Linked DNA regions of Homo sapiens: region 2 is linked to region 1. A link is a contact called in ENCODE Hi-C or POLR2A ChIA-PET data. All regions are on one chromosome and are shown on one strand. The core of a region is the stretch at or near the end of the contact, and the rest is flanking DNA. Distances in the headings are between cores, read along the strand shown.

Evidence for each region. A loop is a pair of places that touch in the nucleus more often than their neighbours do. ChIA-PET counts read pairs that join two places held with the same protein, here RNA polymerase II (POLR2A). Pooled maps may share reads with other maps.
Region 2: a pooled map shows a loop between it and region 1 (2.2-fold over the local background). The contact joins the enhancer-like site here to the promoter of CCR7 in region 1. A Hi-C loop is called at or near these places in 1 of 50 pooled maps. POLR2A ChIA-PET finds 5 or more read pairs at or near these places in 2 of 52 experiments (GM10248 and activated T-cell).

What each region holds. Positions count from the first base shown.
Region 1 is chr17:40,559,499-40,567,247 of GRCh38, forward strand. It overlaps CCR7 (C-C motif chemokine receptor 7), which reads right to left and starts at 5,974. Exons shown (of 3, transcript NM_001838.4): 1 at 5,902-5,974. The coding sequence starts at 5,911. RefSeq lists enhancers at 532-1,049, 1,133-1,242, 1,713-1,802, 1,823-1,902, 4,613-5,529.
Region 2 is chr17:42,338,924-42,345,946 of GRCh38, forward strand. It overlaps STAT3 (signal transducer and activator of transcription 3), which reads right to left. Exons shown (of 24, transcript NM_139276.3): 4 at 6,636-6,734; 5 at 391-486. Among named protein-coding and RNA genes, the nearest start is that of STAT3, 46 kb to the right of the region's middle. RefSeq lists a silencer at 4,459-4,528. Within about 2 kb of position 2,053, at least 3 of the 41 ENCODE cell types and tissues checked have a DNase peak (open chromatin) inside an H3K27ac peak, as active enhancers do.

The DNA.
Region 1 (7,749 bases), core at 4,724-7,223:
AGGAGGATGACCTCACAGGCTGGGTAGAGGGATGAGGTTCCTTACTGGTCCACAGCGATGGAGACTGCCTCAGGGCTCCACCAGCTCCACAACACCCCCTCACTGAAATGACATTCATTCAGCACTGACTGTTGGTCCACTGGGCGCACACCCTTGGCCTGCCTTTGGGACAGAGATCCCTTCCCTTTTATCTTGTGCAGGCCCAGAATTGAGGAGGTGCCCCACAATTGTGTGCTGATGAATATATGAATGATAAATACATGAATGATGAATAAATACATGAATGACAAGTAAACGAATGCCTGTCCTTTTTCCAAGGGAGAGGGCATCAAGATGGCCCGAGAGGACACAGAAGGGATGCTGTCCTGTTGCAGTGTGGGGGAAGGACGCTCTTTCCTGATGTCACGACTTCTTTATTTTTTTGCTTAACTGAAGTGCCTGCACACACTTTCTCTCCTTTAACTTGTTTTCTAACTTAGGCTTGGGGGGCAGGTGAAAGGGGGAACAGGGTCAGCTTTGGGAAGCGACGTGTTCTGGAAGTCAGGAGGCTTCCTGGGGTCTGAGCAGCTGATGGGGACCCCGGTGTAGCACAAGGCCCAGATGTGCTCAGTCTGGTTTTGTGGCTGAGCCTGGGGCCCAGCAGGAACTTATTTCTTCCTGAGGCTGAGCAGGGAGGACAGTTGACAGAGTAATTTGCCTAGATGTTTTAGCTTACCTACAAGTCAGGGCGGCAGTAGCCCTCTTCCCGTATCCTGACCCTCAGGTCCCAGCTAGGTAGGGCCTGGCCCACTGGAGAGTCAGTAACTGCGATGCCACAAGTGAAGGCAGGCCCTTGGCAGCTCCAAGCTCAATAGCGCCAGGAAATGCGTGGGAACCTGTTTAAGGCACCTTCTCCTGGAGGCTGGGGAAGCAGTGAGAGCCCAGCGCTTCCGTGTCCTTGGCCACAGCACCACCTGCTGGAAGCCTCCCTGCATGGCACCCAGGTTGCAGTTGGTTAATGTGTTCCCCGGAAATTGTGTAAAGCCAGGGATTCTGGGCTTGGGAGTTCCTCCGGGAAGGAGAGACTGCATCGGGCTACATAAATAAATAGGTATTTCTCCCGCCTTGAGCAAATAGTCCTGCACACTACTGCTAGACACATCTGCCTAAAGCTTAGCTCTGATGGCAGTCCCCACCTCACCTTCCTCCTAAATCCTCAGGGGCTCTAACCGGCCCTGAGGATGAAGCCCCTGATGCTTGGCCTGGCAGTCCAGTCCTCCGCTGTCCACTCAAAGAGGGCTTCCTAGCTGCATTTTCTATTCTGGGGACAGGCAGCCGCTGTCCCCTCGTTCCCAGCCTGCGCTCGGGCATTTGTAGTCCTGCTGCGATTGGACCCTGTTGCAACAGAGCTCCCCACCGCTCATTCCCCTTTTTCACTGAATTACCCCTTAGCTCCTGAGTTTAAGTCCACGTTTACGCCCAACCACACTCTTCACGGTTCAACGCTCCACCCGCCCTCCACTGACTCATCTAGAGGTCGAGTCTCGAGGTTTCTTTAAAACACGTAAGTGTCTTTCGGTTACTCTAGAGAAAGCCCGCTCTGACTGTCAGGGAGAAATGAGAAACCTCAAAGTTTTGATAAGTCACAACGGGTGAGATCTGAGGAGCAAGAACTGTGTTTCTGTTGAACTCTGTTGATAACCCCTTCTCCCGGACGCTGTCCCACTCCTGCTGTTCCCGTCAGGGGAGGGGAGTTGGGGGAGTGCTGGCGTGTGTGCCTGTGATTTCTCATTCCAGGTGTTTTGGAGGAGGTGGATGAGCAAGGGTCTTGTAGGTCCAAAACAGGTGGCTTTCAAGAAACATCACAGGGAAACTTAGGGGAACTCTTGTATGTGGCAAAAGGGAGCCTGGTCAGTGGCCTTGAGTCAGATCATCCCTGTCTGTTACAAAGTCATAAAGAAACTGGTCTTGGGCAGCAGCTTCAGTGAGACCAATGAAGTTGGGAATCTCTGGGGCTAAGGAGTGGTTGACCTAGATGTTGGGTGTTTTCTGAGTTCTTGAGTTTTCAGTAATGATCATCATGAAAATTCCCTAGAACTCCAACCGGAGCCCCCAACATGAGAGACTGCCCATCCAGGAAAGAAAATTATTGGCTGGCTGCCCCCATCTCCAAACCATGAACTTCCATCCCCACATTTTTCCAGGTCCTCCAGACTGCCCAGGAAATCACAGTTGCCCAATCAGCTCGCCCCAAGAGCGACCCCAAGCTTTTTCCTCTTTGAACTTCCTCACCTGCCAACACAACTTTTCTCTCTCTCTCTTTTTTTTTGGATAAGGGAGGCAGAGGAGAAGCAGGGAGGTGGTGAGAGGTCTAGAGATCTGGGGAATCCACTTTCAGACAGTAGGCAGGGATGGGTGAGAGCCTGGTAGACCTTGCATTTTCTATGTTATCAACTGCTGTATCCAATGAGATAATTCATATTCACTGAGCTCTCACTGCGTGCCACACTGTCTGCATGTATGGTCTCATTTCATCCTCTCAAAAGCCCCATGAGGTAGGCGCTACTATTATCCCCATTTACCAATGAGAAACTGAAACACAGCAAGTAACTTTCTCAGAGTCACACAATGGCCAGCAGGGGAGCAGGCTTTGAAACCCTCCAACTCCAGCAACCACACTCCTAACCATCCTTCTGTGCGGCCACTGGGTCTGTATGTGTCTCTCCCTCATAACATCTCATGAGCTACCCTGGTGATCCTCATCTTAGATTCCAGAAAATAGAGGCCCAGAGAGATTAAGCCAAATGCCTGGGGCCACACAGCTGCTAAGAGAGGGACCTGAGATTTGAACAGGATAGCAAGGTTTGGGCTCTGGCTACTGCATCAGGCTGTGTTTCTGATGAGCCTGCTGCATCTAGGACGCTCCACGGAGCATGAGGGGAATCTTTGCTCCCCATGCCCCACTGGCCACCAGTGCTTCCTGCTTCCATCCCCCAACATCCCGGCCCCCAAAAGAGCCGGCCCCACCTCTGTTCTGACACGGGCTTTGCTGCCTCTTTGCTGCCACAGAACTCCTTCCAAAACACAAATCTCATCCTTTAATTCACCTACTTGAAAAATAAAAATCTTTGATGGGTCCCCATTGTTTTCAGGATAAAGTTCAAATTCCTTAGGGATGCCGTACCACGTTTTAAGGATTGGGTCTCCTGTGCCTGCGTCCTTCCTCCTCATCTTCCTCCTTGGCATGGCCAGCTACTCCACCCTCCCCTCCGCTTGCTTCTTTCTTGTCTCTGTTACTGTTGTCTCAGCTGACCATCTACACGGCTGCAGCCTTAGTCCCCAGGACACTCTGCTTGTCAGCATGGAGTTTTTGAAATAATAGATTTGAATGCCTTTAGGTGGGGCATGCACCCTCTGGGTCACTCTACTCCCCTCCACTTCCTGCACCTTATGCCCATTCCCTCTATTACCTTGTCGGCCTCTGATGGCAATGGAGTTTGCCATTCCTGCCACATCCTGGGCCCATTGCAGCTCCTTGTTGGGCTTGACAACTCCTACACACCCTTGAAAACCCACCTTAAATACCTCTCTGACCCAGGTTCACTATTCCCTTCTTGTCTTGCCCTTGCCCTGGTCAATGCTGTATCTTATTCTGTTGCAGTGGCTTTGTGACATATGTGTCACTCTCCCCACCAGACTGGTCATCCCTGAATCCCTCAAACAATGAGAGTTGCCTGAATGTCCGAAGCAAAGAGGAGAGATTTTTTCCAACAGCGACCCCAGGCTGCAGCGTTCCTCTCCTCCCCAGCCAAGTTTCTGGCAGGCAAGAAACTGGCCCTGAATTAGCTTCAGCATCCCCCTTTGCCACCATTTATGTCCGAGCTGTGAGGCACACATCTCTCATGGGTTCATTTTTTCCTTGCTTTGCTTTTGAGAATTATGAAAGATCTTCGGTCTCATTGCTCGAAGGTGGGGAGGGTGCCTCAGAGCTGCTCATTCAAACCGTGAAAAAGGCCAGCTCAGCCCTGCTTGGGAGTTTTCATTTTGTGTAACAGAAACCCTCCCTCCTCACCCACCTCTTGCTCCTTGCTGGGCAGATGAAGAGCAGAACAACAGATCCTCCAAGGCCCACCCACCCCATCAACGGCCCAGAGAGCCCGTTTTGAGTAAAGCTTGTCAGCGGCTTCCCCTCCTACCAGTATTTCGGGTTTGACCGTTGGGGCTCTCTCAAGTTGAGTGAAGTGGCAAGAATATCCCTTCTTCCTGGACCAGAGATTACCCTCTCTCCCTGCATCAAAGCCTAGGAGTCTAGCACCCCTAAACCTAGTCTGGGGTAAGACACTCTGCACATCTTCCCAACCCCCTGTTCAGTCATGTAGATGGCTTGAAATCAATCAGCCAGGGTGGGAGAATTTACACCATGGAAATTGGCAAGCACTACAAATTCAGGACTTTCCCTCCACCCTGGAGTCAGCTACCAGTGCTCCACCCCGGGGAGCTGCTTTTCAAATGCCCAGTAGCACACCACTGGGCACTGCTTGGTTTCCTTCCTGGAGGCCAGTATGAAAGGCTGGAGCAGGGTCTTCTGTGGGTGACGTCTGTACTGTGGGATTGTGATGGGGGGTGGTGGAGGGGGTGCAGGGGAGTGGGATTTAAGGGTAGATTGGCTGGGAAATGAGGCATTTGGAAGAGATTTTCAAAAACTAAACTCTACGGAGTTCTTGATACGGTGTATTCATTCATTCCGCAGACATTTTCTCCTCACATCCTCAAAGCACCTGAACCTGCCTTTCAGGAGTTCACAGTCAGTGGGTGGGGTGACCACTTTAACCCTTTCACAGCTGTTTGCTGGGTCCAGATCCAGCGTTCAGGGCAGGCGGGAAAGTAAGAGATGAAATCAAGGAGGCTGTGGTGTGGCGAGGAGGGGTGTGAGGACAGCACCAGGGAACCTTCACTTTTTAAAGCCAACCCTTTGCGGCTTTGAGGCCGCCGTGGTGCATTGTTTGCTGGTGAGACAAGCCATCTAGGAACCTGGTCTTCTTAGCCTCAGCCTGGTCTGACTCCACAGCTGAGATTTATAAAGGGGGCGTCTGGAGCTGGATGAACCACTCAGAACACCCTCAGTGCTTCCCCTTGACCCCTTCTAGGTTAGACCTGAGAAAGGGCTTTCTAAAGAGTAGAGTTATCTGCCGGGGCAGAGTGCGTGAGGTTTGCTCAGGGGCAGGGGCTGTGCTGAAGGCCTGGCTATGATTTCTCCAAGCTGAGTGCCCCTTGCCATCCCATTCCATGTTGCCTGCCCGTTCCTTAACTTGCAAGAGGCAACAGCAAAGCCAGATCAAAGCAGGTGGGATGTGCAGCAGAGAGAAAGCAACCAGAGCTTGCATTTGCAATGCACCGCACCATTCTCACAACCCAGTCACGTTTCATTTGCATCTCCTCATGACCCCAAGTGGACAGGTATATGAATATTTGGCAGGGGAGAAAGGTGGGAATCAGAGAGTGGGTAAAAGGTCCTAAGCTCTCTAGGGAGAATTTCTCTGTTGAAACCTGTCCCCAGAGGTCCCAGAGGGCCTAACCTATCACCCTCATGATGAGAACAGGTTCTGCCAGACCACCAAGCCCAGCCCCGCCACTCTCTTATGTCCCTGCTGTTTTAGAAAGACATGATCTCGGCCCCTCCCTTGTCCCCACTGGCACCAAAGGCTGACCCCTTCTCCAGGTCTGAAAGGGCAGGTGCACCCCTCCTGGGACAGCAGGGGGCATTCTCTGGAAGTAGCTTCCAATGCCCACCAAATCAGAACTGATTTCTCCAGGAAGCACCCCTATGCGCTCCACCCGCATCCTCCACCCCCATTCCACAGGGTCAGTCTGGGTGTCCAAGACCCTGGTACTGTTCCTTCTCACATGAAGAGGCTCACTCACCCAGGTCCATGACGCTCTCTGGGCGGTAAAACCACACAGGAAGGCTGTGCCCGGCCTCGCACTACCCCTGTCTGGGGAGGAAGTGGTTCAAGCCCCTTTTAAGTTGTCGGAGAAGCCACCCTCTTCCCTGCCCCTCCCACCCTTGCTCCTCCCCCCAGCCCTCCCTGACTCATGCAGGGCCCCTTCAATGCCTTCAGAGATAAAGGGGCAGAAGAAAGGTGACAGAGGGTGACAGTCGCTGGTCATAGGATCCTGAATCATTAGGTCATTTACATTCAAAAAGCCCCCTGCGCTGCCTGGCAGAATCTAGATGAGGGGCCATTTACTGATTCAACAAATATTTATAGCATGAATATCACATGCCAGGCCATGGGTTAGATGTTGGGGAGTCAGAGATGTGTGAGAGAAGTGTCCCCATCCTTCCCTTGCTCTGCTCAGTGTCACAGTGGAATATAGTCCCAAATGGCTTTCCCTCTGGCTTCTGGGTAGTTTAGGCCAATGGGAGGCACTGACACATAATGACAGGTAAAAGGGAAGAGATATGCCACGATGTATCTTTTTTCTCCCCCCTTCCCCTCCCCTCCCCTCCCTCCCCTTTCCCTCTTCTCCCCTCCCTTCCTTTTCCTTTCTTAATGACAGCTTTATTGAGCTATAATCCACATCCCATAAAATTTACCTTTTTAAAGTATAGAATTCAATGGTTTTTGTATGTTCACAGAGTTATGCAACCATCACCACAATACATTTTAGAACATTTTTTCTCACTCCCTCTCAAGAACCCTGTAATCACTAGCAATGACTGCTCCCCTCCCCTCCTGTCATCGAAAGCCCCTGGCAACCACAAATCTACTTTCTGGCTCTATAGATTTTCCTATTCTGAACATTTCACATAAATAGAAGTATCAATATGTGACCTTCACATCTGGCTTCTTTCAGTTAGTGTTTTCAAGGTTACCTATGTGGTGGTATGGATCCATTCCCCATTCCTTTTTATGGCTGAATAACATTCCATTGTATGGATATGCCACATTTTGTTTGTCTGTCATCAGTTGGATGTTTGGGCTGTTTTCCCTTTTAGCTATTATGAATGATGCTGCTATAAATATTTATGTGCAAGTGTTTGTGTGGACATATGCTTTATTTCTCTTGGGTATATACCTAGAAGTGAAATTGTTGAGTCATATGGTAATTATATATTTAACATTTTGACGAACTATCAAACTGTTTTCCAAAGTGACTACACCATTTTGTTCCCATCAACAATGCGTGAGGGTTCCACATTGTCAACAAAACTTACTATTGTCCATTCTTTTGATTCTAGCCATCCTAGTGGCTGTAAAGTGGTATCTCATTGTGTTTTTTTTCTTTTTTCTTTTTTTTTTTTGGAGATGGAGTCTTACTCTGTTGCACAGGCTGGAGTGCAGTGGCACGATCTTGGCTTACTGCAGTCTCCACCTCCTGGGTTCAAGTGATTCTCCTGCCTCAGCCTCCCAAGTAGCTGGGACTACAGGCACGTGCCACCATGCCTGGCTAATTTTTGTATTTTTAGTAGAAACGGGGTTTCACCATGTTGGCCAAGCTGGTCTCAAACTCCTAACCTAAGGTGATCTGCCAGCCTCGGCCTCCCAAAGTGCTGGGATTGCAGGCATGAGCCACCATGCCCGGCCTCTTTGTAGTTTTGATATGCGTTTTCCTAATGACTACCTATGCTGAGCATCTTTTCATGCTCTTATTGACCATTTGTATTATTTTTTGAGAAATTTCTATTCAAATCCTTTGCCCATTTAAAAAATTGGGTTATTTATTTTTTATTATTGAGTTGTAAGACTTCTTTATATATTCTGGTTA
Region 2 (7,023 bases), core at 803-3,302, 1.8 Mb after region 1:
ACATGCAGGACCTGCAGGCAGTATCCCCAAGAGAAGGCTCCCTGTTGGCCAGGTGCAGTGGCTCACGCCTGTAATGCCAGCACTTTGAGAGGCTGAGTTGGGAGGATCACTTGAGCCCAGGAGTTCATGATCAGCCTGGACAACACAGGGAGACCCCCATCTCTACAAATTTTTTTTTTTTAATTAGCTGGGCGTGGTGGTGCATGCCTGTGGTCCCGGCTACTTGGGAGGATGAGGTAGGAGGATCGCTTGGGCCTGAGAGGTCGAGGCTGCAGTGAGCTGTGATCATGCCACTGCAGCCCAGCCTGAGTGGCAGAGCAAGACCCTGTCTCAAAAAAAAAAAAAAAAATTAATGAAAGCTCCCTGCCCGAGGCTTGTAACTTGCATCACCTGCACTCTCTTCCGGACATCCTGAAGGTGCTGCTCCAGCATCTGCTGCTTCTCCGTCACCACGGCTGCTGTGGGGTGGTTGGCCTGGCCCCCTTGCTGCCAAAAAGGAGGTCAATGCACATGTGAACACAGAACTATGGGGAGAGGAATACCTCTACCCAGCTTCCATCCCACCCTAACTACCCTTCTTGTTTGGCTTGAGACGCTGCTGCCATCACAAGAGGAAGGGAAACAGAGGCAGTGGTGCTGTCACTACACAGGTGACACTACACAGGTCATACCATAAACCCCCTTTATGGCACTAAGAGACCACATGTTCAGCTAAGACATGGTCTATGCCTTCAAAAACCTCATGGGCAAGTATGTCAAAAAATTCAAAACAATTTATGACAGCAGATGTTGGATGTCTACTTAAACGTGGTGTCCAGTATATTTCTGAGGGATAATAAAAAAAAAGTCCTGCCCTAGGGATGAAATTCCATATTAAAAGATATTATCTTGGGGAGAAGGGGAGGCTGGTACCTTGGAAAATGTCAAATAGCACATGGAAAAAGAAAAAGAAGAAAGAAGGCTGGATGTAGCAGCTCACACCTATAATATCAGCACTTGGGAAGGCTGAAGTGGGAGGACTGCTTGAGGCCAGGAGTTCAAAACTAGCCTAGTCAACATAGTGAGGCCCCATCTCGAATGAATAAATGAATGAATGAATTAAAGAAATAACAAAAAATAAATAGCATATGAAACTTAAAAATTACAGGTTCGTGCCAGGTGCGGTGGCTGATGCCTGTAATCCCAGCACTTTGGGAGGCCAAGGTGGGCAGATTACCTGAGGTCAGGAGTTTGAGACCAGCCTGACCGACACGGAGAAACCCATCTCTACTAAAAATACAAAGTTAGCTGAGCTTGGTGGTGCATGCCTGTAATCCCAGCTACTCGGGAGGCTGAGGAAGGAGAATCGCCTGAACCCGGGAGGTGGAGGTTGTGGTGAGCCAAGACTGCGCCATGCACTCCAGCCTGAGCAACAAAAGTGAAACTCCATCTCAAAAAAAAAAAAAAAAAATTACAGGCTTGGGCTAGGCATGGTAGCTCCCACCTATAATCCTAGCACTTTGGGAAACCAAGGCAGGAGGATCACTTGAGGCTGGGAGTTTGAGACCGGCCCAGGGAACATAGAAAGAGACCTCATCTCAACCAAAAAAAAAAAAAAATTTTTTTTTAACTAGCTGGGCATGGTGGCATATACCTGTAGTTCTAGCTACTTGGGAGGCTGAGGTGGGAGGATCATTTAAGTCCAGAAGTTTGAGGCCACACTACAGCCAGTTTTATGGGCAACCATTCTCTTCCTTTCCCATGGTCCCTATCCAAGCCCACAGAATACAAACTTCTTAGAAGTTTTGGGAAGGTGACCCATGCCCCTACTTCTTCCCACAGTGACAGTGACTCATCTGATTGGTAAGATGGAGAGAAAGACTCTGTGTACACACAGATCTTCAAAGAACCCAGCACCTAAGCTGGTGCCTCCCTCCTCTCACTCTTGCCTTCCTAGGGCCCACCATAAGCAAGAGCAGCAGCCTGGTTTCTAGAAGCAGGTCTAGAGGCCTATCCCTCTGCCTTGTTGGTCTATGGCAGCTGAAGCTCCATATGGATGGCTGGGGTGGGGTGGGGGTGCTGCTCTGCACATCCAGTCTCTCTACCCCAAGATCTAACTCAGGGCACAGGCATTGGAAAGCCCCTATGGTTACCAGCTCAAGCCACACTTTCCATTCTAGTTTTACCAACAATACAGCTGATGTTTTAACCTTCATTCCTTTCTCATGTCTATTTCTCAAGCAGGACTACACTTAAAGGGAGAAAACATGATTAACGATCACCCACAGAAACCCACCTCTAATACCTTCGTAAAAAACTGTATTGGCTCCCCACTGCTTCCAGCTATAAACATCTCAGGCCAACACAGAAAGCTGTTTCACACAATTGATAACTTCAACTTTCCCTCCCTGTGCCTTGGTCACCCCAGACTCCCAACTCTTCCCTGCATGCAGTGTGTTTCCACACTCTCTTCCCACCCGCTATCCACTCAGCATGGCCTGGGCTTCAGCCCAAACACACCTGAACTCACTCACCTTCAAATTCAGTTCAAATGTTTCTTTTCCTGAGAAATCTTATTCAACTTCCTTAGACAAAATGACACACATCCTTTTCTGTGTTTTTCTCACTTTGAGTGTTTGTGTACTTATAATCCCAACTAGCCTGACAGCCCTTGGTAGCAGGGATTACATCCACTCTTCTATCTTTAACCAATTCTAGACACTTAAGAGCATGCCAGGTATTGTAAACAGAAAAAATAGCAGTGAGGCCTGGGTTGAGGCCACAAATAACCAACTTATAGCTTTATATCAGGGGTTGCAAACTTTTTCTCTAAGGGACAGAGGGTAAATATTTTTGGTTTCCTGGGTCATACAGTCCCTGCCACAAATAGCCCTGCCACTGCAGCACCAAAGCAGCCACAGATAATGCATAAATAAATGAGTGTGGCTGGGTTCCGAAAAAACCTCATTTACAAAAACAAGCAGCAGGCTGGATTTGGGCCACGCTCACAGTTTGCAGACCCCTAATCCGTACGATTGAAAACATCCTTGGGATAACTTTGGCTTTCCTACCTCCCATGGTAAGTTGGAGCCTCTATCCAAATTGACTTAAACCACTTATTTTTATCTTGTGGAGCAGGATAAAATACAAAGGTTTTCCACAGCAGAAAATCCTAGTGCTGCCTGAGCAAATGCCTGTGTGCTAACCTCTTGGGCTACAGGGCACTGCACAGTAAGTGTTACCTACCACCTCGCTCACACCTGAGCATATCAGTTTTCTGCTTAAAATTCCTCACTAGGGCCGGACACAGTGGCTTATGCCTGTAATCCCAGCACTTTGGGAGGCCGAGGTGGATGGATCACCTGAGGTCAGGAGTTTGAGACCAGCCTGGCCAATATGGTGAAACCCTATCTCACTAAAAATACAAAAAATTAGCCCAGTGTGGTGGCTCATGCCTGTAATCCCAGCTACTTGGGAAGCTGAGACATGAGAATCGCTTGAACCTGAGAGGCAGAGGTTGCAGTGGGCCGAAATCGCGTCACTGCACTCCGGCCTGGGTGACAGAGTGAGACTCTGTCTCAAAAGAAAAAAAAAAAATTCTTCACTGGGTCCCCATTTCCTACAGTAATGGTGAGGGTGATGATAGTGATGTCAGCAGCAGCAGAAAGCAGTTAAATTATTTTGCATTTATGTGTCAGATACTGTTCTAAGCATTTTACATGTATGAATTAATTCTATGAAGAAGGTATTGTTATCACTCCCATTGGAGGAACAGAGAGAGTAAAAATTGTTTACTTAAGGTTACAGAGCAAGTGGCAGGGCTGCGGGTTCAAACCGAAGCAGTTGGCCCCTTGTGGTAAACTGCTCTTCCAGGGCCCCACTGTTAGGCATGACTAATTAAAACATCATGTGGCCTTGACTAGCTTGTCTTCCCCGACCCAATCAGATGCTGAACTTTCTACACTTCTCCCAAGAATACACATTTCTGTTTCTGTCTTTGAACATGATCTTCTTTCTGCCTGGAGAGCTCTTTCTCATCAGTTGATGAGCCCAGGAGTTCAACACCAGCCTGGGAAACATGGCAAGAGCCCATCTCTACCAAAAAAAAAAAAAAAAAAAATTAGCTGGGCATGGTGGCATGTGCCTGTAGTCCCAGCTACTCATAAGGCTGAGGCAGGAGGATCGCTAGGGCCCAGGTGGTTGAGGCTGCAGTGAGCTGTGATCACACCACTGCACTCCAGCCTGGGTGACAGAGTGAGACTGTCTCAAAAAAAAAAAAAAAAAACAAAGGTTACAAAGGTAAATTTGAAATGTAATGTTATGTGTATTTCACCACAATTTTTTAAAAAGCAGGGGGTCACGGAGAAAAAGAAAAAATGTCCCTGATTATAGGATATTAAAGACGGTAAAACCCCTCACAGAAAGTAAAAAAGTCTCCTATGACCGACTACTTTAATGATTTAGTATATGTGTTTCCAGATATTTTCCCATACATACCAATAGTATATGCAAATTGCATACATTTAGTTTTACTACTATGAATCAGATCTTTCTTTTTTTTTTTTTTTTTTTTTCAGTCGGAGTCTCGCTCTGTCGCCCAGGAGTGCAGTGGCGCAATCTTGGTTCACTACAACCTCCGCCTCCCAGGTTCAAGCGATTCTCCTGCCCCAGCTTCCCGAGTAGCTGGGACTACAGGCGCGTACCACCACACCCAGCTAATTTTTGTATTTTTAGTAGAGATGGGGTTTCATCATGTTGGCCAGGATGGTCTCAATCTCTTGACCTCATGATCTGCCCACCTTGGCCTCCCAAAGTGCTTGGATTACAGGCGTGAGACATCGTGCCTGGCCCAGATCTTTACTTTCATTACATCTTCTAACAGGTTACTGCTGCTACTGATTAGGGGAACTGCAGATTCTAAAAATATTTATCTTGTATACAATGGCCTTTCTAAACCTTGCTAGTTCCAATTGTTATTGTTAGTTTTGTTTCTCTTGGATCTTCGAGGAAGACCTATCTATCTGTAAATAATAAGAGTTCTGTCCCTTGCTTTCCAATATTTGTACCCTCATTTCTTTTTCTTTTTGCATAGGCTGGATCCCTCAGAAAAGTATCAATGGTAAAAGACATCCTTATCTTTTGCTGTTTTTACTGAGAATAGTGTTTCACCACTGTGCATCATGCTCCCTTTGGTTTCTGATAAATATTCTTTCTTGTGTTTAGAAAGATCCTTAATTAAGCCAGGTGCGGTTGCTCACGCCTGTAATCCCAGCACTTTGGGAGGCCGAGGCGGGCGGATCACGAGGTCAAGAGATCGAGACCATCCTGGCTAACACAGTGAAACCCCATCTCTACTAAAAACACAAAAAATTAGCTGGGTGTGGTGGCGCGCGCCTGTAGTCCCAGCTACTTGGGAGGCTGAGGCAGGGGAATAGCTTGAACCTGGGAGGCAGAAGTTGCAGTGAGCTGAGATCACGCCACTGCACTCCAGCCTGGCAACAGAGCAAGACTCTGTCTCAAAAAAAAAAAAAAGGCTGGGCGTGGTGGCTCATGCCTATAATCCCAGCACTTTGGGAGGCTGTGGCCGGTGGATCATGAAGTCAGGAGATCAAGACCATCCTGCCTAACAAGGTGAAACCCCATCTCTACTAAAAAAAATACAAAAAATTAGCCAGGCTTGGTGGCACACACCTGTAGTCCCAGCTAGTCGGGAGGCTGAGGCAAGAGAATCGCTTGAACCTGGGAGGCGGAGGTTGCAGTGAGCTAAGATGGCACCACTGCACTCCAGCCTGGACGACAGAGAGAGACTCTGTCTCAAAAAAAAAAAAAAAGAGAGATGAGGTCTCGCTACATTGCCCCAGCTGGTCTCGAACTCCTGAGGCTCAGGCAATCTGCCCGTCTCAGCCTCCCAAAGTGCTGGGATTACAGGCGTGAGCTACTACACCTGGCTGTTTTTTAGGTTTTGATATGAGGATTTTTCCAGCCTCATAAAATAAGCTGAAAACATCCCTTGTTTTCCTATACTTTGGAAAAGTTTGAATGATATTGGAATAATCTGTACTATGAAAGTTTGTCAGAACAGGCCGGGCACAGTGGCTCACGCCTGTAATCCCAGCACTGTGGGAGGCTGAGGCGGGCGGATCACCTGAGGTCAGGAGTTCGAGACCAGCCTGACCAACATGAAGAAACCCCGTCTCTACTAAAAATACAAAATTAGCTGGGTGTGGTGGCACACGCCTATAATCCCAGCTACTCTTGAGGCTGAGGCAGGAGAATCACTTGAACCCTGGAGGTGGAGGTTGCAGTGAGCCAAGATCGCGCCATTGCACTCTAGCCTGGGTAACAAGAGCAAAACTCTGTCTCAGAAAAAAAAAAAAAGAAAAACAAAGAAAATTTGTCAGAACAAAACAAAACTTTTAAACCATTGGGTCTGTTGGATTCTTTTGGTGGAACTTTCTTTTTTTTAGAGTTTTTCAATGTATTTTGGGGGGTGGAACTTTCTTTTTTTTTAGAGTTTTTCAATGTATTTTTATGATTATTGATCTATTTAATTTCTTTTCCTTCTTTTTTAGTAGATCTAATAATTTATCTCATTATAAAGTTGTTTGATTTTCCATTCCTCCCAGACCAGGGATTTGTTTTGTCTCAGGTCTCACCTGGGCCGCAGTGGCTGCAGTCTGTAGAAGGCGTGATTCTTCCCACAGGCACCGGGCCACAATCCGGGCAATCTCCATTGGCTTCTCAAGATACCTGCTCTATAAGTAGGAGAGAAAGAGAATAAAAATCAGCAGCAGACCATGGAGATGTGGACTGAACTGTGGCACCTTAAAACTAATGTATTCATCAAGGAAAGCATTTATTCTAGGAAACAACGGAACAAAGGCTTCAGAGCCTGGGTGAAGGCTCTCTGTCGGCGGGGGGCGAAGGGGAGGTCGTTACTATTTCTGTAACAGAAGGCACATTAGCCTGAGTCTTTTTTTTTTTTTTTTGAGACTGGCTCTCACTCTGTCCGCCAGGCTGGAGTGCAGTGGCGCAATCACGGCT